Linked DNA regions of Homo sapiens: all the other regions are linked to region 4. A link is a loop called in an ENCODE intact Hi-C map of the cell type or tissue named here. Cell type or tissue: PC-9. All regions are shown on one strand.

What was found. Peaks named below come from ENCODE experiments on the same cell type or tissue, not always from the same donor. Only the 100,000 strongest peaks of a DNase experiment are listed, where the experiment ranks them.
Region 1: a loop joins it to region 4, with 10 times the contacts of the local background. A loop is called at or near these places in 4 of 110 quality-filtered maps.
Region 2: a loop joins it to region 4, with 8 times the contacts of the local background. A loop is called at or near these places in 9 of 110 quality-filtered maps.
Region 3: a loop joins it to region 4, with 10 times the contacts of the local background. A loop is called at or near these places in 11 of 110 quality-filtered maps.
Region 5: it touches region 4 in a loop (4-fold over the local background); 7 of 110 quality-filtered maps call a loop at or near these places.

What each region holds. Positions count from the first base shown.
Region 1 is chr16:19,751,857-19,756,856 of GRCh38, forward strand. All of the region lies in intron 4 of IQCK (IQ motif containing K), which reads left to right. Among named protein-coding and RNA genes, the nearest start is that of IQCK-AS1, 12 kb to the right of the region's middle. In PC-9, no CTCF peak of the experiment used is centred here; DNase peaks (open chromatin) are centred at 2,375, 2,745 and 2,955; H3K27ac peaks cover 4,663 bases.
Region 2 is chr16:19,694,581-19,699,580 of GRCh38, forward strand. VPS35L (VPS35 endosomal protein sorting factor like) reads left to right here. Exons shown (of 31, transcript NM_020314.7): 30 at 4,922-5,000. Among named protein-coding and RNA genes, the nearest start is that of KNOP1, 21 kb to the right of the region's middle. RefSeq lists enhancers at 4,201-4,856, 4,857-5,000. In PC-9, no CTCF peak of the experiment used is centred here; a DNase peak (open chromatin) is centred at 1,951.
Region 3 is chr16:19,714,217-19,719,216 of GRCh38, forward strand. It overlaps KNOP1 (lysine rich nucleolar protein 1), which reads right to left and starts at 4,011. Exons shown (of 5, transcript NM_001012991.3): 1 at 3,942-4,011; 2 at 1-821. The coding sequence starts at 819. IQCK (IQ motif containing K) reads left to right here and starts at 4,055. Exons shown (of 9, transcript NM_153208.3): 1 at 4,055-4,271. The coding sequence starts at 4,091. RefSeq lists an enhancer at 3,935-4,264. In PC-9, no CTCF peak of the experiment used is centred here; DNase peaks (open chromatin) are centred at 2,195 and 4,045; H3K4me3 peaks cover 3,153 bases; H3K27ac peaks cover 1,818 bases.
Region 4 is chr16:19,603,068-19,608,067 of GRCh38, forward strand. All of the region lies in intron 9 of VPS35L (VPS35 endosomal protein sorting factor like), which reads left to right. Among named protein-coding and RNA genes, the nearest start is that of VPS35L, 50 kb to the left of the region's middle. In PC-9, no CTCF peak of the experiment used is centred here; DNase peaks (open chromatin) are centred at 2,464, 2,824 and 4,764; H3K4me3 peaks cover 445 bases; H3K27ac peaks cover 2,944 bases.
Region 5 is chr16:19,678,707-19,683,706 of GRCh38, forward strand. It overlaps VPS35L (VPS35 endosomal protein sorting factor like), which reads left to right. Exons shown (of 31, transcript NM_020314.7): 28 at 3,519-3,684. Among named protein-coding and RNA genes, the nearest start is that of KNOP1, 37 kb to the right of the region's middle. In PC-9, no CTCF peak of the experiment used is centred here; a DNase peak (open chromatin) is centred at 2,395.

The DNA.
Region 1 (5,000 bases), 150 kb after region 4:
CATTGCCATTGACCTTTCTGATCTTCCGATTATAGTTATAGCTGCCTTCCTGAGTGCCCCTGGGCTGGCCACACTCTACAAGAGTTGGAAGGGGAAAAGGTTGTAAGGCAGGAAATCAACTGTGCAATTGTTAAAATAGAACTTCAACAGTGTTTTTAGACTGAAGTCTAGTTAAAAGGCCACAGTACCATTCCTGCTCTACCGTGACCTGCATTGCATTCCACTGGAACAAATTAAGTCTGAGATGTGTAAATAGCATTATGAAGATTAAACCTTACAGTTAGGTTGATATTCTTAAGGAATTCCATGACATTCAGCCCTGCCTTTGGATTAGCTTAATTGGAACACGAGCGATCAGAATTTAATTAGAATTTAATTGAACTGCTATATTAAACAGAGCTGGCTCAGTGGCTACATTGCAAACTTCACTTGGAAATTCTTTCTGATGCATCTCTGAAAATATTTTGAACACTCAGAGTAAAGTTAATCATTTTTACTGTAAGCATTTTTTGATAAAAGGCTTATATTGTTAGCAGTAAAAAGTAGTGGAAACTCAAATGAGTTTGTTTCAGCTGGGGAGTATTAAGTATGCAGAGCTAAGATTTCCTTATTTGCTGGAGTTAACTCTTTGAGGGCAGGTCCTGAACATGGCAGAAAACCCCATTCAAACTGTCCTAAGTAGAAAGGGATTGTTTTCTTTCTTTCTTTATATATTACTTATTTATTTTTTGAGATAGGGTCTCACTCTGCTGCCCAGGCTGGAGTCAGATCATAGCTCACTGCAGCCTCAATCTACCCCAGCTCTAACGATCCTCCCACCTCAGCCTCCTGAGTAGCTGGGACTATAGGCATACATGCCACCATGCCTGGCTAGTTTTTGTATTTTTTGTAGAGATGGGGCTTTGCCATGTTGGCCAGGCTGGTCTCGAATTTCTCAGCTCAAATGATCCACTTGCCTCAGCCTCCCAAAGTGTTGCGATTACAGGTATGAGCCATCGTGCCCGGACCTTTTAAAAAATGTAGACAAGAGGCCCACAGGGAGATCTTCCAGCACAGCTTGATCTGGTGACCCAGATGATGTCTCCATGACTGTTCTCTCTCTTCTTCTCTTGACTGCTTCGTCTGGGTTGGCTCCACCCTCAAATGAGCCCTCATTTTGTGGCACCAGCCTATGTCCTATAAGGCTCAAGTGTAGCAGAGAGAGAGAGAGAGAGAGAGTCTCTCCCAGAGTTTCTCTCTAATTGAGCCAACTCGGGTCAATTGTCTGAGTAATTTGGGCTGGGCATAGTGTCTCATGCCTGTAATCCCAGACATTTCGAGATGCCAAGGCAGAAGAATTGCTTGAACCCAGGAGACCAGCCTGGGCAACATAGCAAAACCCCTATCTCTACAAAAAAAAAAAAAAATTTTTGAAAATTACCTGAGCATTACAGGTGGCATGTGCCTGTAGTCCTAGCTACTCAGGAAGCTGAGGCAGGAAGATCCCTTGAGCCTAGGAATTCAAGGCTGCAGTGAACTATGATCATGCCATTACACTCCAGCCTAGGTGACAGAGCAAGACCTTGTCTCTAAAAATAAAATAAATAAATAAATAAACATACCTGCTTTGGAATAGGTCCTTGGAACTAGGGGAATTGTGATTTAGTGGCCTGTTAGGCATCCAAAGCCCATAGTTTTTGCTGGGGAAAGATGGATTCCTGAAAGGAACTCAGGGTGCTGTTACCAAAATAAGATGGAAGGGATACTGAGCACGTATCTTGGTTAGGGTGCATTATGTTGCAACTAGCAGGAAACTGACTTAAATAATACAGAGGATTTATTGGCTCAGGAAACTAGAAGGCCCCAAGGTAGAGAGGGAAGGCTTCAGGGTTGGTTTGATTCAGGAACTCTGTGATATAACTGAGGAGGACTTGGTTCTCTCCTGCCTCTCTGCTTGGCCTCTAGCAGAGTCAGCTTTATCCCGGGCTGGCTTCCTTTGGATTGGCAAAACAGCTGCGACCACTGCCTCGGCTTTGTATCCACCTACTACATCAAACAGAAGGGGGACAACAAACTCTTTCAGGAAAGCAAAGGAAATTAACTTCCCAGAAGCTCCAGCACACCTCCCCTGACATCTCATCACTCTGAAGTGGGTCACATGCCCATTCCTGATTCAGTGCATCCCTTTGGCCAGGATAAATGTGGACCAGATTGGCTCAGGTCTAGGTGGGGTGAGGTGGGATTATCTCACCTGCCTTATCAGGGTTCACACCTGGAGCTGAGACGGAGTTAACCATCTGCACCTACTGTCACTTACTACCCAGGTCAGGAGCTGCAGGGTGGCAGTTTGGGGGCATTTAATAACCACACTGGGGCCGTGCCTTACTCATTTTCTTTATCTCTTGTGTTTAACACAGGGCGTGCACACAGTAAGTAAATGTTTGTTGAACAGAGTCAGACTGGAACAATGCACTTTGCTTAATTTGGAAAGAAATCAGTTTTGTGCATGAGTAAAACGATGGCTGAAAATAAATTTTATGTCAGCTTTAAATATGGATTAAATGTGGACTCTGGGTAGAGGCCATAAGACCGCCTCTTCTCCTATCTTACTCCATGTAACGTAAAATTTTCCCTTTCGGCTTTTGGTTGCTTATCAAATTCCATTACAGTGAAGACTATTGTAGACCATAGTTGGTATCAGGAAACTGTTTCTAACTCCTGACAAGTTCTTTGATGATCTCACGACACAAAAATTTGCTACTACGAATAATTCTGTAAAATTACAGAATTTTTTTCTCTTTCTTTTTTTTTTCTTTTTACATTCCTTGCCCATCTCATAGTCATTCATTGTAGTTATTTTCCTTCTTATAATTAAAAACCTGAATATCCTTTTAAAAGTACAAGGGCTTTGGTCAGTGAGGGAAGAAACTCTATTTCCTGGTCTTGACCAATAAGGAAAATTAGTAATACCATCAGCTTTTGTTCGAAAAAATTTCTAAGGAGTGGAAACAATAGATTCTGGCAGGAAAGGTGTGGTAGAATTATTTTAGCATGATCCCTTTTCAGCCAAAACACTTTCTGAAATGACCCTGTGGCCTGGGCTGGAGGTCTTGGTCAATGTTATTAGTGCATTTTTTGAACTTCTTTAGAGAAGTATTATTTTTCTCTAATGAAATGCCTTCTCAATGGAAAAAAAAATGTGAATACCTGTTTGCAGTTTGCTATAAATATTTTGGCATCTGGTTATAGGCCAAGTGTATGCTTATTTCTGGGATCATAGTTACGGATGGTTTCATCGTGTATGGGAATTATCGGGTATCTGGAAATGTATTGTGGAAAATACGTGGGAAAGGAGGCTGTGATGTTCTATGTGTATGCCACATCCACAGTCCTTAACTGCTGTTCTTTGTCCCTATTTTATCCATGTCTCCATCACCCTGAATACAAGTGATTGAACCAGGAATATGGATCAGGCCCTTGGGCAGCCACTCTTAGATGGCAAATGACTGTGAAATGGTCCACCCAACAGAGATGGTCTCTCTTGGGAGTATCCAACTAGTCCTATCAGATTCTCCCATCTGGGGAGGTGGGATGTCACACTGCAGAGAGAACAGGCAGACTGTAGCGTAGGGAGAGGGGGACACCTAGAGACAACCTTAAAGGCAGAGAAAGGAGGACAGAGAATCAATTAGGAGAGAACAGCAGAGAAAGCAACAGCAAGCAATGAAAGGAGCCATGGCCAAGGAGCTGAGCTCCACATAACTAGAACCGGAACCAGAACCGTTGTTGGATGACTGTAGCCTCACCTGTGCCCTGAACAGCCATAAGCAATGGTCCAGGTCTTCCTGAGACCTGGCTCTGCCACCAGCCAGAGAGATTCTCATTTTCCCCACCATTTCTTTTACCTTTACTGTGTCACTCCCTGTGGTAGAAGAGATTATACTTCAGAAATATTTTTGGCCTCTCCCTAATGGAGGTTTGACCATGTGACTGACTGCTTTGGTCAGCAAAATGGATGGGCATGACATATATCATTTCCAAACACATGCTGAAAGAGTCAAAACAGGCCAAGCCCAGTGGCTCACACCTGTAATGCCAGCACTTTGGGAGGCCGAGGCTGGAGGATCACTAGAGCTCAGGAGTTCAAGACCAGCCCAAGCAACATAGCAAGACCTTGTCTTTACTAAAATTCAAAAAAATTAGCTGGGCCTGGTGTTGCATACCTGTAGTCCCAGCTACCTGGGGGGCTGAGGCAGGAGGATCACTTGAATCTGGGAAGTTGAGGCTGCAGTGAGCCTTGATTGTGCCACTGCACTCCAGCCTGGGTGATAGTGTCTCAATCAATCAATCAATCGGCAAAGCATAGTTCACCATATTCTTTTGATTGGCCATAAGAGCTGGTGATATTTGAGATACAGGCTGCTCTGTCAGCCTGAGTCCTAGAGTAAAGACAGCATGGAGCAGAGAGCCACAGCTGATTGAAATGTTCATGTAACATGAGTGAAAAATAAACCATTGACAAGATAAGCCACTGAGACTTGAAGTTTAGTTATTATCACAGCAAAATCGAGCCGAATATGACTAAACAAACAAACAAGCCCAGTAACTGAGGTACTATGATCTGAATGTCTATATCTTCCCCCCAGATTCATATGTTAATCTCATCTCCAGTGTGATGATATTAGATGGTAGAGCCTTTGGGAGGTGATTAGGCCATCAGGGTGGAGGCTTTATGAGTGAGATTCGTGTCCTTATAAAAGAGGCTCCATGGCCGGGCGCAGTGGCTCACGCCTGTAATCCCAGCACTTTGGGAGGCCGAGGCCAGCGGATCATGAGGTCAGGAGATGGTCACGAGGTCAGGACCATCCTGGCTAACACAGTGAAACCCCATCTCTACTAAAACTACAAAAAATTAGCCGGGCGTGGTGGCATATGCCTGTAGTCCCAGCTACTTGGGAGGCTGAGGCAGGAGAATGGCGTGAACCCGGGAGGCAGAGCTTGCAGTGAGCTGAGATCGCGCC
Region 2 (5,000 bases), 92 kb after region 4:
CTGGGCTCTAGTGATCCTCCCATGTCAGCCTCCCAAGTAGCTGGGACTACAGGCATGTACCACCACACCCAGCTAAGTTCTTATTTCTTACACAGCCGAGGTCTCTCTGGGTTGCCCAGGCTAGTCCTAAAATACTGAGCTTGGCCGGGCACGGTTGGCTCATGCCTGTACTCCCAGCACTTTGGGAGGCTGAGACAGGCAGATCACTTGAGGTCAGAAGTTTGAGACCAGCCTGGCCAACATGGTGAAACCCCACCTCTACTAAAAATACAAAAATTAGCCGGGCGTGGTGGCACATGCCTGTAATCCCAGCTACTTGGGAGGCTGAGGCAGGAGAACTGCTTGAACCCAGGAGGGGGAGGTTGCAGTGAGCTGAGATCACGCCACTGCACTCCAGCCTGGGTGACAGAACGAGACTCTGTTTCAGAAAAAAAAAAAAAAAAGACAGAGCTCAAGTGATCCGCCCACCTTGGCCTTGGGCTCCCAAAGTGCTGCGGATTCTGGGCGTAAGCCGCCATGCCCAGCCTTCCCCTGATTTCTTGAAACCATTGGTTCTGGCTCCGCCCTCTAGTCCAGGGACCTCTTAGAACAATGATGTGTGTTTGACAAGCCACACCCACAGAACACTTGACATGTGGTTCAAAATTACGTGTCTTCATACCGAGGCAATAGGCTGGGTTTAATCAGAGGTGGTCACTGACAGCATAAATGATCATAGCCCAGAAGTCCCAAGCTTGCAAGAAAAATAAAGCCCAGAACCATATAATTTGGAGCTATTTATATTTAACATTTATGTCTCTTTCTCTGGTGGAGAGAGGGGTTGATGGTGATAGTGATTCTGAAAGAATAGCAAAGATGGAATGTTTCTGAAGAACATTTCACGTGGCATCAATACCAGCGATGTTCACTGAAAATGTCTGTCCATATGTGCACATTTATTAGAAAAACATCGGTCAGGCATGGTGGCTCATGCCTGTAATCCCAACACTTTGGGAGGCTGGGGAAGGAGGATTGCTTTATTCCAGGAGTTTGAGACCAGCCTGGGGAACATAGTAAAACCCCATCTCTAAAAAAATTTTAAAAGTTAGCCAGGCATGGTGGTGTGCACCCTGAGTAGCTGGGACTACTCAGGAGGCTGAGGTGGGAGGATCGCTTGAGCCCAGGAGTTTGAGGCTGCAGTGAGCTGTGATTGCACCACTACACTCCAACCCTGGCAGCAGAGCAAGACCCTGTCTCTAAAATAAATAAATAAATAAAAACATGGTCATATGGGTGGACCAAGCTGAAACTGAACATGTTATCCTTCTTTTATTTTATTTTTTTTTTGAGACAGTCTTGCTCTGTTGCCCAGACTGGAGTGTAGTGGCACAATTTCAGCTGACTGCAACCTCCACCTCCCAGATTCAAGTGATTCTCCTGCCTCAGGCTTCCGAGTAGCTGGGACTACAGGCGCGTGCCACCACACCTAGCTAATTTTTTGTATTTCTAGTAGAGACGGGGTTTCACTGTTAGCCAGGATGGTCTCGATCTCCTGACCTCATGATGCGCCCGCCTCAGCTTCCCAAAGTACTGGGATTACAGGCATAAGCCACCGTGCCCGGCTATCCTTTGTTTTAATGGTGCAATTTGAAGTTCAGCTCAACAGCCATACTGGAGTCCTCTGAAGTCTGGTACCCCAAGAGCATGAGGCTTGGTATCCAGGCCCATCACAGACCAGGAAGGGCCTGGTGGATTTCTCCCCACTGAGTGGGGTGGGCGGCTTCTTGCTGTTGGAAAACCCTGATGCCTGTGCCGTTCTGAGAATCATATCGCAGCTCTGGTAGCAACCGTGCTTCCAAAGTCATCCTCTAAGGCCACGTGAAGGTGCCAGCCTCATTTTAATCACAAGCTGTATTTTATGAAGTTGTTTGTTTGGGTGTGGTGGAGCTGGGAACCATGCCAAACCCCGAGAGCTTCCTGGAAATGACAGTTCTCATAGGAAAAGCAGCTCTTTTCTATTTAAAACCTCTGTGGCGAGGGGAGGGGATCAGGCCCTGATTTGGTTCCCAAGCTACGTGTTTGTATTTTTCTCGGTGTTTGAATATATCAGCTGGCATGTGTCTCATCCCTCAGACACGTCTCCAATGATTTCACTTTTAATGGGCTTTGGCATTTAAAACACATGCGAATTGAGCTTTTTGCTAATTGAGAAGATATGGAATGGAGAAATAGCCAATTAGGTATTGTGCTGCTTGTCTGACTTTTAAAACAGTTTCTCCCACTTCAGTGAAAGGTAGTCAAAGGGCCTCTCTCCAAGGAGACTTTTAGTTAGCTCTGAAAGAGTTTTATTTTAGCTTGGTCTTGTAGATTCAGGCAGAAAGTGGGGCTCCCGTTCTCCCAGGTGTCAGACGAGGACCAGGTTAAAAGGAGAGCAGGATGGGCTCAGGTTCCCACTTGGGGCATAACTGCATTGTCTGTTAGAACAAATGAAGGCAGAGCAGGTGGTCGCCAGCCAGTTTGCGAGTCCGTGCCCAGCAGGTGCCAGCCCGCGTGCCCTGTGCCAAAGCGCTTTTCTCTTGTAGCCCGCGGGCCTGGGCGCCCACAGCACAACCTGCTCCCTGATGATTGGGCTCTTTGCCGTCGGCTCTGCTGCTTCTGTGACTGTCGCTGCTCTAGGCTGTTGCCAAGGCAGGCTCAATTTTGCCCGGAGTGGGGAGGGGAGGTGCCGAAGAGTCTTAATTACCACTCAGCCACCTTGCCCAACTGCATTTGAAGCTGTTCCTTGACTTTTTCTTTAAGACAGGGTCTTGCTCTGATGCCCAGGCTTGAGTGCGGTGAGATCATAGCTCACTGCAGCCTCAAACTCTTGCCCTCAAGTGATCCTCCAGCCTCAGCCTCCTGAGTAGCTGGGACAATAGGTGTGTGCTACCATGCTCAGCTAATTTTTTTTTTCTTTTCACTAAAAGACTTTAAATTCTCACTTGGGAAAGGACAGTAAGAAGGGGTAAATCAGTTGGCATAGCAGCTCGCAGGCGCCATGTGAATTATCTGTGGAACGTTGGATGGATAGACGGTTGATAAGTTGGTTTTAGCCACCGAGAGTAGTTGAGAAAAGCAGGAAGAAATGTGTTTTGGTGTAAGCCCAATCAAGCCATTCTTAATCCCTGCATACAACTGCATAGCCAAAGTTGGCTCATGGCACTGGCAAGTCAGCCCTTTCTGAGTGCGATTCCTGATAAGATGCGACCCTGAGTGTGTGGCCTGGAGAGGGCTGTGAGTACGAGCACAGGCTCTGGAGTCAGAGAGCTGGAGCTCGGACTCCCCTCTGCATTGTGAGGACCCATCTGTGGTCCTTGGGCAAGTTCCTAACCTTTCAGAGCCTCAGGTGCCTCATCTGCAGAATGGGAGCATATTCATTTCCTGTTGCCACCATAACCCGTTGCCACAAACTTGGCATCTTAAAGCAGTACCCATTTTTGATCTCACTGTTTGGTAGGTGAGAAGTCAGTGCTAGCTGGGGCCGGCGTCTCTGTTCTGGGTTTCACAAGGCCAGAATCAAGGTCTTGCTGGCTGGGCTCTTATCAGGAGGCACTGGAAAGAATCTACTTCCTTGTTCCTTCAGGGTATTTGCAGATTGCATTTCCGTGTGATCATGGACTGAGATCCTGTGTCTGTTGGCCAGGTGTCCTTCTCAGCTTCTAGAAGCTGTCTGTGTTTCTCAGCTCATGGCCACCACTGGTGGCCCAGGTTCTCCTCATGCCTTGAATCTCTGGCTTCCCTTCTTCCTCCTCTTTCCTGTTTTTCTCTTCCACTGCTTGTCTCTGATTCTGGTCGGAGAAATGCTTCTGCTTTTAAGGGCTCCAGTGATTCGAGGGCCCACTCAGGTCATCTAAGATATGCTCCCTACCTTAATTCCATCTGCAGTCTCTCCACAGCAGCACCGGGATTCATGTTTGAATAACGGGAAGGAATGCTGGGGGACACCTCTAGAATTCTATCATGGGCGGTTAGGAGTGTACCTGCCACGGAGCTGTCATGAAGGTTAAATCACGCGAGTTGTATAAAGCACAGAGCAGAATCCCTGGCACACTCTTAAGGGCTCTTACACGCATTCACTGTCAGGGAGCAGACATGAGACTCTTGGCAGCACTGATGTTGTGCAGATGTGGGATCTGCCGTGGCCCCATGGGCTTCCTGAACAGCAGGTACCCACCTGTTGATGTGGCTTTTCCAGGGGCCTTCGTTTACCTTGGGGAAGTTGTATCCTCTCTCCTGGGCCTGGTGTTGCATTCTGGAGATTTATTTTCCCTTTTGTCTTTATCACTCAAAGCTGGAGTTCAGGTTCGGTCTGCCGTGACACTGTGGTTAGACTTTTTTTGGCAAGATACCTCTCACATCAGATGATTGAGCAAGAAAGGAAAGATCTGATGTCAGCGTGTAAAGGCTGGATATGGGCACCAAGGATTGGGGAGCTCAGTTCGGGAGATGTGTTTTGGTCTTTATTACCGGCAGCCCAGGGGCAGGAATACTGACTGCAGCTTTGGGTAGTTTGAGGACACATCTGAAAGAGGTGAGCTGAAGCCTTTCAGTTTTCAGCTGTACTTGCATTAAAGCAAGGCTTGTCCCTGCTGGGGTACCCTTCATTCCTCGACCTCACTGACTGGTGAGTTTCTTCCATTTCATGAGTAATGACCATCTGTGGGCACAGAGCTTCGTCATCTTACTGAATCCCCGCCCTTTGCAGGGGTGACCTTACTGTCACTTACAGATGAAGCAGCTGGGACTTTGGGAGGTTCAGCAGCTTGCCCTACAGCAAATACATGGCAGAGCTGGCACTGGAACTCAGGCATGACCTACCCCAGAGTCAGCACTGTCCACAGCATCTCTGCGGGGCACGGCCTGAGCCCCAGTGCAAGGCAGTAACCTCCCTTTTCTGTTTCAGGCCCTGAAGCGCCAGAGCTCGTTGGGCCTTTCCTTCTTTAACAGCATCTTGGCCCATGGGGACCTACGCAACAACAAGC
Region 3 (5,000 bases), 110 kb after region 4:
TTTGGACTTCATCTTTTTCTTTGCGGAGGCCTTAGGGTCATCACTTATGGGGATGTATTCCGGAGCCTCAACTTTGACTGGCTTCTTTTTACTTCCTTTCCTAGGGCTGCTCTCCATGGACCTGGAGGGCTTGGAGTGGCCTGGGAGGGCATCTCCCTCCTGGTGGATTTTTTTTTTCTTCTTCACCTTCCCATTGTGTTCTCTGGGGCTCTTCCGCTTCCGTTTCTGCCCCAAGGCTGCCTGTTCCTCATCCTTCTTCCCCACTGAGCAAGTGTCCCCAACATCCCTGGCCTCCCTGGCCTCACAGAACCAAGGGTCCTGGACCGAGAAGGCTGTGGGGTCCTGGGCCCCCTTTTTTTCCTTCTTGTGTTTTTTGAGCTTCTTGCCAACTCTGGTTTCCTCCTCACCCTGTCTAGGGTCTGGGGAGGTTTTCACCCCAGAGGCATGGGACATGGCTAGAGGTGACTTCTTATTTTTCTTTTCCCCACTGAGGAACTCCAAGTGGCCAAACACCTGCTTCCTGAGGCTGGGTGACTTCTCTGTCCGTCTAGCAGGCAGCGTGGTCTCAGGTTCTACATGCTCCTCGCAAAGGGTGCTGACACCCTTCTTTTTCTTCTTCTTTTTCTTCACTAGAGGCATCTCAGGTGCCTGCCCATGGGCCACACTCTTAGAGGGGGATGTAGCTCTTAAAGGAGAAACATCAGCAAAGTAATCATCATTGTTTAAAACTGAGTATCGAGTCTCTGGTTCTTTGACCACTTTCTTCTTCTTTTTCTTCTCTGGGAGCCCAAGGTCTACTTTGTGTGTCTTGGTGATCATTCCTGAAAAAACAAATGGTACAAGTTATCCCATACCAAGCCATCCTGTGTTCAATTCTACTAAGCATTGCCAAGAGCCATGTTTCTTTGAGTGGGTGGTCAAAGCGTTGTGGGACAGGGAAAATGGACATGATTCCTTTAAAGCAAAAAAAGAAATACTACAGAAACAGCGTAAATTTTAAATCCACACAGCCCTAGGTTCAAACCTAAATGCCTCTCTCACCTTAAGTAAATCAGCTAACCTCCCTGAGCCTCAATTTCTCCATCTGGAAAATGGGGGAATATAACACCTCCCTCCTCAAAAGGGTGTTGGAGGGAGTAAATGAGATAACCCATGGAAAGGGCTTGGTACACTGTTAATTCCCTTTTTCTTTTTCTCTTTTTTTTTTTTTTTTTTTGAGACAGAGTCTTGCTCTGTCACCCAAGCTGGAATGCAGTGGCGTGATCTCGGCCCACTGCAACCTCCGTCTCCTGGGTTCAAGTGATTCTCCTGCCTCAGCCTCCCCTGAGTAGCTGGGATAACAGGCACCCGTGATCATGCCCAGCTAATTTTTTTTTTCTTTTTTAGGAGGGACGGGGTTTCTCCATGTTGGCCAGGCTAGTCTCAAACTCCTGACCTCAAGTGATCCGCCCGCCTCAGCCTCCCAAAGTGCTGGGATTACACGCATGAGCCACCTTGCCTGGCCTAGTTCCACTGTTTTTAAAATTTGAAGTTGATTGCCAACACTGAATGAGTCACAATGATGCACAGTACTGAGGGCACCCAGCTTGTCTTGGACAGATATCGTGGAAGCACCTGTGAGAATGGGCTGGGGTCCTCAATACCCATCAGTGTCCAGCTGGACCACTGCTCTCACTCCAGTCCCCAGCCAAGTTCCTGCACTAGACATTCCCAGAATCTAGAAGCAAAATATCCCAAAATATTTCATAGCAAGTTAGGATCATGGGAGGGAAAGGAAAAACTTCTCCATCCTGCAGCCCTCCTCAGCTTCGGAACTCAGAGGGTCCACACTGGAGCTGGCTCTCTCTTAGCAGCTTCAAAGAGCCAGGCCTGAGCTACAGGTCAAGTTCATTCATAACCCACTCCAGGCGCACCTGGAGAGTCAAGGGAATAACTATACTCATTCATTGCTGTCTGCCCTGTTTCCTGGTTTATTTCCAGTGTCCTGCTCAGTGCCTGGCACATAGCAGGTGCTCAATACATACTCACTGAATGAATGCACACATGCTAGGGATACAGAGATGAACAAGATAAAACACCACCCATCAAGAAGCAAGTAGGTGTGGGAGGGAATAAGGTGTAATACAATGATACAGGTGATAAAAGCAAGGACAGTGCTAAGGTCAGGGTGGTGGAGGTTGTGGAACCTGTCCTACCAGTTGTCAGGAAAATTTCTGAAGAACAACTGCAGGATGGTGGTATTAATCCCTGAGACAAAGGTACTGAAGGCAAGTGGCTGAAGAACAGGCTTGATTGGACAGATGACTTGGAGATGTTCACTGGACAGGTGAATATATATGGATGAGGAGTTTGGGTGGCCGTGCTGACACGGGCGACATAAAGTTAGGAATGTATGGGTGGTGATAAGCCTTGAACAGAACAAGCCTGAGACAAGACTTCAAGAAATACAGTAGCTCGCCACCTAATCCCAGGTTTCCGTTACCCCTGGTCAACCCTGGTCCCAAAATAGGTGAGCACAGTACAGGAAGTTATCTTGAGAGGGAGACCACATGCATGCAACTTTTATTACAGTATACTGTTGTAATTGTTCTATTTTATTACTAGCTAGATTGTTGGTAATCGTTTACTGCACCTAATTTTTTGTGAGACAAGGTCTGGCTCTGTTGCCCAGGCTGGAGTGCAGTGGCATCATCTCGGCTCACTGCAACCTCCACCTCCCGGGTTCAAGCAATTTTCACGCCTCAGCCTCCCGAGTAGCCGGGATTACAGGCACATACCACCACGCCCGGCTAATTTTTGTATTTTTAGTAGGGACGGGGTTTTACTATGTTGGCCAGGCTGGTCTCCAACTACTGGCCTCAGGTGATCCGCCCGCCTCATCCTCCCAAAGTGCTGGGATTACAGGCATGAGCCACCACGCCCGGCCCTACTGTGCCTAATTTATAAACTTTCTCATAGATAGTATACACAAGAAAAAACAGTTATATTTAGGGTTCGGTACTGTCTGTGGTTTCAGGCATCCACTGGGGGTTTAGGAACGTACTGCCCGCGGATAATGGGGGAGGGGGACTATTGTATTGGCATTTAAATAAGTGGGCAGAGATAAAGGAGCTTGCAAAGAAGAAGGTGCAAACCTTGAAATAGTGTAGTCAGGAGAGCCAAGACGACTTCAGAATAGGGGAGCAGTCAAGAGAGCCAAGACGACTTCAGAATAGGGGAGCAGTCAAGAGAGCCAAGACGACTTCAGAATAGGGGAGTGGCCAAGAGATCTGGTAAGAACAAAGAATCCACCGGGAGGTTGCGGGTCAACTCTTAATCCCCTTCTCTCCCCATCTCTTGCCATTTAGAAAAGTATAGCATCCTCCTCTTTAGCCCTGCGACCAAATGCATTCACTCTTTCAAGGAGAAAGGAAAAGAACGTTACAGTGCATCTCCTGCAAACGCAAACGCTTTCTCCAAAACCGCTTTTAAATTCCAGGGACAGCCTTGTGAAGATCTTTGTGAATACCCGACCTCGCAAGCTCCAGAGACTACAATAATTCACTTGCCCTAGGTTCCAAAGCCAGCAAGTGGAAAACGGAGACTGGAATTCCGCCCACAGGACTCCAAAGCCTGTGCAGCAACACCCCACTCCCCCGGCAGGATCACCAGCAGGACGCGCGGGAGCCAGGAAGTAAGATCCGTACCTCCAAGGCTCCCATGGGCCCAAGCCTCCGCATCAACAGACTGGGAGGGATTACGTGGGGTCCCAGGGCCGGCTCTGAGGCGGGAAAACTTTCTGGAGGCGGCGGCCTCAGGCCGGAGCGGGCGCACACCGACTGGAGGGGTCGGATTCAGGGATGTGGGTGGACCGCATTTCCCCATCTTCCCCGCCGCGCACTTCCTCTGGTGCAATCTCCACACCCCGCGCCGGCCCGCCTGCAACGCGCCCTGGCACTCACCGGTGGGCGAAATTTCCCCGCCTCCACGTGAGAGCCAGCTCCGCCGTGACCCGGAAGTCCACTTCGAGTCGCCGGCCCACCCTCTCGGGTTCCGGCTTCTTCCGGGTCGCGGCCTTCCGGCGAACGCGGTTACCGTGGAAACCGCGGCCATGGCGGCACCGCGGCAAATCCCCAGCCACATAGTGCGCCTCAAGCCCAGCTGCTCTACAGACTCGTCGTTCACCCGGACGCCGGTGCCCACCGTGTCTCTCGCGTCCCGCGAGCTGCCTGTCTCGTCGTGGCAGGTCACCGAGCCGTCAAGCAAGAATCTGTGGGAGCAGATCTGCAAGGGTAGGAAACCTGGGCTGGCCGAGAGGGGCGGGACCCGGGCGGCCGGACGGGGGCCGCGTTTGGGGAGCGCCCACTGTGCGCCTGTCGGCTGACGGGCGGGGCCGCCGGGCAGCGGCTCCGCGGGCCCGGGCTCCGCATTTTACGCATGGGGAAACTGAGGCTCGGAGAGGCTGGCCCGAGGTTACGCAGCGCGGACTCCAATCGCGATCCGTAGTGAGGTTAAAGGCAAGGGAACGGCGAGGGAAAGCTGAATAAAGAGAACCATGCGGTGTGGACCATTGGTTCTTAAACCTCGGTTAGTGAACCGAAAGGAATTGCTGGGGCGGGGGCCGGGGTGGGGATCTTGTTATAAACGGAGGTTCCCAGGCCCCGCCCACAGAGCTTCAAATTGGGATGCAGGGAATCTGCACTTTTTAAAAGAGCACCCCAGGTAATCCTAACGTAGGTAGTCGGTGGCCCACACGTTCAGTAACCATGGTGTGGACAAACGGGTTTTAGTCCCTTCTTGCTTCAAACCTTCCTTAACCTCCCCAGGCGGAGTTGAGCACATCTTCCTTTGTGGCTCTACTCAGTATTTGTTACTTAGGTTGGGCAAATTATTTAACTTATGACCCTGTCTGCAAAGTGGGCATAATAATGGCACCTATTTCGATGGTGTTAAGAAGATGGAACCAGATAGTCACAAAAAGTGCTTAGCAAACTGCCTGATTTTAGGAGGGCAAAAGGATT
Region 4 (5,000 bases):
CTTTTTAATACTATTTAATGTGCACATTTGTCAGAAAGAAAGAGACAGAACTCAACAGGCTTTTAGGATTTTTAGCTCTTGAAGGCTTTTTAGGTCTTGAAGTGCTTTTAGGACCCATCTTGTTTCATCAGAGATGGGCAGACCCAGTACGGAAGAGTCTTGCCCAGGGCCCTGCCACCAGCTACTGAGAGCCTTGCTCTTTCTTAGTGCTGCATCTACATTGTCCAGTACAGCAGCCACTGGCCACGTGTTGCTCTTGAGCACTTGAGATGTGGCCAGTCCAAATTGAGATGTGACGTAACTATTAAAAAAGACACCGGATTTCAAAGAGTCAGTACAAGTAAAAGACGGTAAAGTAGCTCACTAATAGTGTTTATGTTGATTACATGTTGAAACGGTATTCTGGATGAATCGGGTAAAGTACATGATTAAAATTAATTTCCCCAGTTTTTGACCTTTTTAATGTGGCTCATGTGGTTTTTCTTTGGGACCCTCCACGCCACTGCGTCACACCTGTGACGATGTTTTTTCAGCAGCTCCTCCTATGTTCTGGCCATCTCAGGGTTGGAGGCAGTGATCTGGGAGAGGCAGGCAGAGGCCAGCCCAAGTGGAAAGGAAAGGCCTTCTCCGCTGGCTTGAGGATTTGGGAAATCTGAATTGTTTATTTATTTATTTATTTTTGAGATGGAGTTTCACTCTTGTTGCCCAGGCTGGAGGGCAATGACGCAATCTCAGCTCACTGCAACCTCCGCCTCCTGGGTTCAAGCGATTCTCCTGCCTCAGCCTCCCAAGTAGCTGGGATTACAGGTGTGCACCACCACACCCAGCTAATTTTTGTATTTTTAGTAGAGATGGGGTTTCACCATGTTGGCCAGGCTGGTCTTCAACTCCTGACCTCAGGTGATCCACCCACCTTGGCCTCCCAAAGTGCTGGTATTACAGGCATGAGCCACCACGCCCGGCCGAATCCATTTATTTAATATACACTTGCCAGCATGTAGCATGCTATACCATTGGCAGCAAACTTGAGCCAACAGGTGGAACTGAACCAAAATAGGTTTTTTTTTTTTTTTGGCAACAACAGCATTTAAAAAAAAATGACTTTTGATACAGGCTCTAGTTCTTCCTATTGTTATATACCCAACCTCTTAAAAATTTTCATATTTACCTGCCTGGCCCCCAGAAGCATTTGAATTTGCCTCTACTGCAATAATCTTCCTTTCTCCCAGTCTTCAGTGACTATACAAACAACATTTTAGGGCCAATTAAGGAAAAATTACTAATAACTAACTCCTTGCCTAAACTTAAAAGTTCAAAACAACAGATCAGTCCTCGTTTAGATACATTAATTATAGCACTTTTATCACTAAAATTCTTCCCTCTCCAAATAACTATTTTTGATCTTGAGCAAAGCAAATGATTTGGTTTTTTTTTCTTTAAATGATATCATTGTTTGTTTTCCTTTTAGCTAAAATCTTCATCTGCTTGTGTTAGCTCCAGTTCCAAGAACCTGAAAAGAACAGTAGATTATGTTTTTCAAAGTTGTTGGTGATCTGAGGAATGACTCTTAAGTATAATTATCATGAAAGCTTTAGAAATCTCCTGTGCAGAATTCTGCCCAAAGAGATTATGTGTGAAGAGAAATTTGGTGGCATTTGTACTCATTCTTTCCATTTAAATCAAGTTCTGTTGGGTGAATTTCATACTTGAGCCCTTTGCCTTCAGGAATTTTAACTAAGGTATAGCTCTTCGGAGTTGAGAAAGATACAGTGTCTTTTGGGTTCATGAAAATCACACACTATTAGATGTGGTCATTTTTTCCCAACAGTTCTTAATCCAGCTTATGCATAAAGAGACCATCGACTCTGAGAAGTCAAATCATTTTATTTCCAGCTTGGGAGAGATAATTTGGGTTTATTGTATTATGGTTCCCATCACCATCTTCTCAGCATTCCCATCTTCAGTTTTCCCCTGTGGCTGATGTGGGCCACATCGGGATAAGCAGTGGCCTTAACTGACCTGGCCTTTCCAGCACATGCTAACTAAGATGGTGCCAATCCCTATAACACTGTTACGTAAAGAGACCTCTCGCTGCTAGGGTAGAGACTTGGCAAATAAATGAAAGAACTAGACTCATTGGTCTCCTGCCTTCTCTTAAAATACCCACAGAAGTTCAGGTTTGAAAAAAAGCAGCACCATAAAAGAAAAATAAGTGGGAGCTAGAAAAAAAATCTCTGTTCTTTGTTATATTGAAGTGTCTTCTGAATTAATTTCCAGATTTTGAAGGAGTCCCCATGTAGCAGCCCAAGTGCTGAAGTCTAAACTGTGTCATGTCATTGCCATTCCTGTGCCCAGAACCCTTCAGGGGGTTTCCATTATGTTTAGAAAAACTCTCAAACTCCTCACCAAGGCTTCAGCCCTGTATGAACTGGCTTGTCATGCTGGCTGCTCCCCTTTCTGCTCAGCAAATTGGCTTGCTTTTTGTTCTTTGACCATAGTGAGGTTATACCTACCTCAGGGCCTTGCACTTGCTGTTTTCTTTCCCTGGAATATGTTTCTTCCACATCTAGGCATGGCTGGCTCCCTTTCGTAGTTCAGGGCTCAGCTCAAATGCTGCCTCTGTGGGAGCCTTCTCTGACCACTACATCTAATGAGCCCCTTCCCCTAAATCACACTCAAGTCACTCTTTATTCCAATACCTAGTTTAGTATCTTTAATAGTACTTACTGCTGTTAGATATTATCTTATTTGTTTGCCTGCTTATTCTCTTTCCTGTTTAGCATTTGTCTCACCCCACTGGAATGTAAGTTTCATGAAGATAGGATCTACCTTGTGCACTGTTATCTCCCCAAAGCCTGGAACACCACCTTTAGTTGGCCCTTAAGGCATTTGTGTTGAGCACATGAAGTAAAGGAATATAATATTTAGTTTGCTGTAAGATTTTAAAGTCCCACGTAACATAATCCTTTTCCTAAATTATCTCTTGAGCTGGAAGGAAAGCCTAAAGATTCTGTATTGGTGTATGCAGATTGTCGTATAGCTTGTAGTCAATGCGTGTATGCAAGGCAGCCTGCCTTTAGCCTGATTTCCAACTCTTTCAGGCAACCTGAACCAGTTTGTTTTAGCCATTGCTGAATCTCAGTTCCTTCAGCTAGACAGTGAGAGATTTTGTAGATGACCTCAGAGACCTATTTTTGCTTTTGGATTTTAAGCCACAAGATTCAGTCATATGAAGGGAAATTAACACTGCTCTTCCCTCTCCCCAAAGAGAAGATTGACAAATGAATGTAAGAATAACTGCTATCTTTTCCTGTCTGGATCTCTTGAAAGTAGAAAAAAAAGTTACTTCATGTGTAGAGATCTAGGCTGGAAAGGGGAAAATGGTCATTTCCCATCCTTTTGAAAATGGTAAGCAAATAGTTCTCAAGTGAATGAAGCATGCCAGACATCCAAAAATAGAGTGAGGAGATTGCAATTTCAAAATATCTGCAGTGATTAGTGACTGTTCTCTGCTAGAGAAGTACCTAGAGGTTTATCTTTTTTTGCTGATTCTATGGGAATTTTGATCACCTTCATATACTACCAAATGACAGAATCAGGGATGAAAATGACTCATTGCAAAACAGGATGAAAGCCAACAAGCTAAGAATCATTTGCTATATTCTAAAGTAACTAACTTCTCCCTTTTAATTTATTTATTCATTTTTTAGAGAATAAATAAATAAGGTCTTGCTCTGTCTTACTCTGTCTCGCTCTGCCCAGGCTGGAGTGCAGTGGCTCAATCATAGCTCACTGCAGCCTCAAACTCCTGGGCTCTATTGATCCTGCCACCTCAGCCTTCCAAGTAGCTGGGGCTACAGGCATGAGCCACTGTGCCTGGCCAGCTTCTCCCTTTTTGAATTAATCCTAAAAGTATAAAACATCCAGTGGTGGGATGGAGCTCTAATCTTTGCTGAAATCATTTCCATGTGAGAGGTTAACAAAGGCCTTCATGGTGTTTGTAAGTTTTGTGTTTTTTCTTTCATTTCTCCATATTCTCTTCCATTCCTTAAGATGTATGTCAAGTCCAGAACTGTGAGAAATAAATTTCTGCTGTTTAAAAATATGTATGTCAAAATCAAGCTTGGGTACCAGTTCCAGAAAACTCAAAATAACAGTAATGAAGGTCAGGGCCGATGGGCCAGCTAGCCCCTGGTACCAAGGATCCTCACTTCTGTCTTGTTGCTCTCATGGTCAGTATGGCTGCAGAGGTTCCAGCTGTCATGTCTGCATTCCAGTCAGTGAGCAGAAAGAAGAAGTGAGGGAAGGCAAGCCCCTTTCCTTAAAGATACTTCTCAGAAGTTGCCCTTCTATTTATATATCCTGGGACCAGAACTTGACCCACGTGACCACACCTAGCTGCAAGGATGGCCCTGTGTCCTGCAGGAAAATGCGAGTTCTTTTATTAAAGAGGAAGAGAATAGCTAATGGAGTAAACTGGCAGTTTCACAAGATGACTCTCTTGGAGCCAGTCGTGAGCCGGCAACATAATTCTGGCTGGTTTCTCACCTCAGAGGCCTTGTTTTACCTTCCTCTGGCCCATTGTGATGTGTAGAGCAAAAGCTTAGATCACATTTCATGTTGCAGTCGCAGGTCCGTAAAGCATCTGGAATTCTCAACAATGTTGTCATAGTGACTGGTAGGTAACCAAGAACCTCTGGATTATATTAGAGGCAGTGGCTAAGAATGTCGGCCGCAGGGCCAGAGTGCCTGGGTTGAATTCTAACTCTTACATTTGCTTGCTGTGTGCCTTGGGTGAGTCACTACATTCCTCTGTGCCTTGGTCTCTGCATCTGTAAAATAAGATAATAAAACTACGTACCTCAGAGGGTTGCTATATGGGATCAGGTGAGCTGTCTGTAAAGCACTGCGAACGACACTTGGCACTTAGAAAGCCTGTGTCTGTGTAAACTATTGTTATCATCAGTTACTTCCTAATAGTGATATTTGGAAGGAAAGAA
Region 5 (5,000 bases), 76 kb after region 4:
ACCTCAAGCAGTCCACCTGCCTCGGCCTCCCAAGGTGCTGAGATTACAGGCTTGAGCCACCACACCCAGCCCATCAGTACAATTAAAAAAAAAAAAGTTACAACCACTGAAGCATGGATGTCACATGGGAAACTTTGTCCATGTACAGAAGGTTGGAAATAGTCTCCCAGCTCTTCGGTTGTGAGCAAAAGCTCACGGAAATGGCTCACTACAAACCTTTACGTCTCCACTGGCCCTTGTACCACCTTTTTGACAGTGTGTTGCATGGTCTGTCACAAGACTTATGCATTTGTGTTGAAATGAAGTTGCTGGAACATTCAGATTGTTGTCTATTCCCAAGGCAGATCCTTAAATAAAATATATTTTTGGACAGCCACATAGCAGAACCGAATAGCCTAGTTAAAAACAGCTGTTAGCAAAAGAAGGCTGGGGGGGCGGGGGTGGGGAGGCGGGGGGGCGGGGAGGTTCCCAGCTGAAACCAGCTCTGAGTGGAAAGCAGATCATGGCATGGGCAATTTTGATGTGTGTAGTTTGTGGATGTCAGACTTTTGAGCATCTTGTATTCTCATTCTTGCCAGTATCATAAGAGCAATTCTTTTTTTCTTTTTGTAAGATGGTCTCACTCTGTCACCCAGGCTGGAGTGCAGTGGTGCCATCATAGCTTTCTGTAGCTGAGACCACAGGTGCACACCACCACACGTGGCTAATTTTTTTTTTTTTTTGTAGAAACAATATTTGTTATGTTGCCCAGGTTAAGAACAATTATTTATTTATTTATTTATTTATTTATTTATTTATTTATTTATTTATTTTTTTGGAGACAGAGTCTCGCACTGTCACCCGGGCTGCAGTGCAGTAGTGTGATCTCTGCTCGCTCATCCTCCACCTCCTGGGTTCAAGCAATTCTCCTGCCTCAGCCTCCTGAGTAGCTGGGATTACAGGCGCACACCACCACACCCGGCTAATTTTTGCATTTTTAGTAGAAACGGGGTTTCGCCATGTTGGCCAGGCTGGTCTCAAACTCCTGACCTCAAGGGATCCGCCCATCTCGGCCTTCTGAAGTGCTGGGATTACAGGCGTGAGCCACCGCTATCTAGCCCAGGCTAAGAGCAATTCTTACAGATATTAACAGCTTGTACAAAACATCCCACGCCCCTCCACAATTGTCCTCACCCACTTGAAAGTATGACTGCAATATGTACACACATTCACGTTGGATATAATGGCAATGCTGCTCATACTCCACACTTGTATTCTAAGTAGCTGACTGCATGTATGCCTCCCCCTGTTCACAAGTTCTATAAAGTCAGAGACGCTTGGTTTATCTGCAGAGAGGCAGTGCGAATCTGGTACCAGTAGTTAGAAATGTCCACTCTGGAGCCAAACTCCTGGGGCTTGAACCTTGGGTCCCCCATGTACCAACTGTGTGACCTTGGGCCACTTACCCTCTCAGTGGCTCATTTCCCATCTGCGAAATGGGGCTTCGTCGTAGTATCACCCTGGAACATAGAAAAGCTATGGTAGCTGCTATTAATATTAGCTGTTGTTGTTTTCATAGCCACTTCAGTACCTGACACATAGAAGGTACCCAAAAACTACAATCCATTCAACATTATTCACCCAATGCATGTCAGTGCCCAGCACTGTCCCAGGAGCCAGAGACAGGGCGGGATTGAATGTCATCAGGGACACCATCCACATTGAGTTCCTGGAGGCGCCATTAACAGAATACAGTGTGCAGCCAGCAGACCTGGCGGTGTATTGGCAAATGCAATAGATGAAGTGCCTGTCCTCCTGGAGGTTATAGGCTAGCATGAAACAGAGAGAACCAGGAAAACCACGAGATATTGTTGGGCAGGTCATTGAAGGAATACCTAAGATCATTTCAGATAGTGAGAAGTGCTCTGTAAAAAACAACACAGAGGCTGGGCGCGGTGGCTCATGCCTTTAATCCCAGCAGTTCAGGAGGCCAAGGCAGGTGGATCGCTTGAGCCCAGGACCTTGAGACCAGCCTGGGCAACATGGCAAGACCTCATCTCTACAAAAAATAGAAATTCGCCAAGCGTGGTGGTATGTACCTGTAGTCCCAGCACCTCAGGAGGCTGAGGTGGAAGATCGCTTGAGCTCAGAGTCAAGGCTCCAGCGAGCTGTGATTGTGCCACTGTACTGTAGCCAGAGTGACAGAGTGAGACCCTGTCTCAGAACCCGCCCCCCCCCTAAAAAAACAGGATGATTTGTGATGAAGAGAGAGTAAGAGGACTGCAGATGGAATGTCAGGGAAGGCCTCATTAAAGAGCTAATGTGTAAGATGAGAACTGCAGGCTACCAAGGAGCCGTCTGGCCAAGCCCTGGGGCACAGACTCTAGTCAGAGAGAACGTGCCTGGCTGGAGGCCAGCACCTGGACGTGTGTGCCAGCCCCTGGTGCCACTCTGTGCCCTTTGTCCTACTGTGTGTGGGGGAGACTGGCCTCTGGGGACTGCCTCACCTATCCTTCCTCTAGCTCCCAATTTGTTCAGCCAGTAGGAGGCAGCAGCATATGCAGGGCAGGAGGAAAGCGAGGCTGGGGTATTTCTCCCCCATTCCTCCTGGGCCATGTTTTGGCGATGGCTTTGTTCCTGCAAGCAAGACTACATCTTGGGCTAGATGGCCTCTTGCCGCTGCAGGTTCCAATCATGCTGTTCCCCCTGCCGCTGCGGGTTCCAATCGTGCTGTTCTCCCCACCTTAATGTGGCTGGGGTAAGGGAAGGGGACCCGCATGGGGTGGGCTAGCAAGGCCATGGAAGGGGCTGGCCGTGCAGAGCTTCTGCACAGAGTGAGAAGTCTGGAGAGCTTTCAGCAGGGCATCCCCAGACTCACATACACCTTTTTGGAATGGAATTGAAGCTGCTTACTTTTTTACACCCCAAAACTTTTTATAGATTCAGTTTAGCATCTGAGAAACACTGTTTGCTATAAACTCTGTGACTGTCTCTCAGGTTTTGCCTCTCCCAAGAGAGCGTCCTCCATTTGGCTGTTACCGTTGTTGAGCATCCCAAAGAGTGAGGCTCTATTTAAAGTCACTGCCTCGAGTGGTGGCAGGGATCATCCGGGGGCTCACCCAGCGTAGGTGGCTTCTACCGTTCCATCTGCTACGATACCCGCGATCCTGCTTTTGTGGTTGGAACAGGGCTTCCTTTTTTTTTAACTCCCACCACCCACAGAAAAATAAGAGTGTAATTTTGGAAACAGGCCATTAAGCTGACAGGTAACTTTGCCTTCTCCTTTTTGGGATCCAAAAAGGGATTCTCAAAGCTCGTTTGCCCAGACAGGAGCGTGTTGATTCGTGGGAATCACGTTTTGTCATTTTCCTCTGTATTGTTTAACCAGGCTTGTGAGTGGGTCTTGCCTTTGTTCAGTAACTGACAACGTTAATTTCTCTACAGCTGCTGCGGGAGGATCTGGGCTTCTGTGTTGATTTTCTTTTTCCCTCCCTGCTTCATCTTTGGGATTATTTATCCTTTTTTCGGTTCTCTGCTAGGATCATCCTGAACATGGGGTCCTGTTTCTTGTTCGAGAGCTTCTCAACGTGATCCAGGACTACACCTGGGAGGACAACAGCGATGAGAAAATCCGCATCTACACCTGCGTCCTGCATCTCCTCTCCGCCATGAGCCAGGAGACGTACCTTTACCACATAGACAAAGGTAGCAGAGCCTCCCCCACCAAACCATGCTCCGCATGGATTTCATGAAAGGCAGACAGAATGCTTTCATTTTCTCTTTTATTTTTTCCTCCCTTGTATTTTAGCTTCCATGAACTTCTAGTCCAGGGTCTCACTGTATTTACCTGATCTAAGATTTACCTGGAGCAACTCTTAAGAGTACAGATTCTTGGGCCGGGTGCAGTGGCCCACGCCTGTAATCCCAGCACTTTGGGAGGCCAAGGCAGGCGGATCACCTGAGGTCAAGAGTTCCAGACCAGCCTGGCCAACAGAGCCAAACCCTGTCTCTACTAAAAAAACAAAAATTAGCCAGGCCTGATGGTGCACCCCTGTAATCCCAACTACTCGGGAGACTGAGGCAGGAGAATCGCTTGAACCTGGGAGGCAGAGGTTACAGTAAGCCAAGATGGCACCACTGTACTCCAGCCTGGGCAACAAGAGTGAAAACACCATCCCAAAAAGGAAAAAAAAGAGTACAGATTCTTCAGCCCCATCCTGCCCTTGATTGATTGATTGATTGATTGATTGATTGATTGAGACAAGGTCTCACTCTGTCCCCCAGGCTGGAGTGCAGTGATGTGATCTCGGCCCACTGCAGCCTTTACAGCCCAGGCTGAAGCAGTCCTCCCACCTCAGCTTCCCAAGTAGCTGGGAATACAGGCATGTGCCACTGCTCCTGGATAATTTTTTAAATTTTTTTTTGAAGACGGGGTTTCACCATGTTACGCTGGTCTCAAACGCCTGGGCTCAAGTAATCTACCCGTCTCAGCCTCCCAAAGTGTTGGGATTATAACCATGAGCCACCACACCTGGCCTTCCCTTCTTAATTTGCATCTTTAACAAGCACCTGAGATCATGTTGAACATCAGACCAGTCTGGAGAAACACTGTTTAAAAAAATAATTATAATAATTTCAACTTCTATTTTAGATTTAGGAGGTATACGTGCAGGTTTGTGACAGGGGTATATTGTGCAATGCTGAGGTTTGGGGTGCAAATGAGATAGTACCCAATAGGTAGTTTTTCAGCCCTTGTCCCCTCCCCTTCCTCCCCACTCTAGTGGTCTCCAATGTCTGTTGTTTCCATCTTTATGCCCATGGGTACCCAATGCTTGGGGCCCACTTACAAGTGAGAACATGGCGGTAGTTAGTTTTCTGTTTCTGCACTAGTTCACTTAGGATAATGGCCTCCAGTTGCACCCATGTTGCCACAAAGGCCATGATTTCATTCTTTTTTAGGGCTGCATAGTATTCCATTGTGTGTATGTACCACATTTTCTTTATCCAATCCACTGTTGATG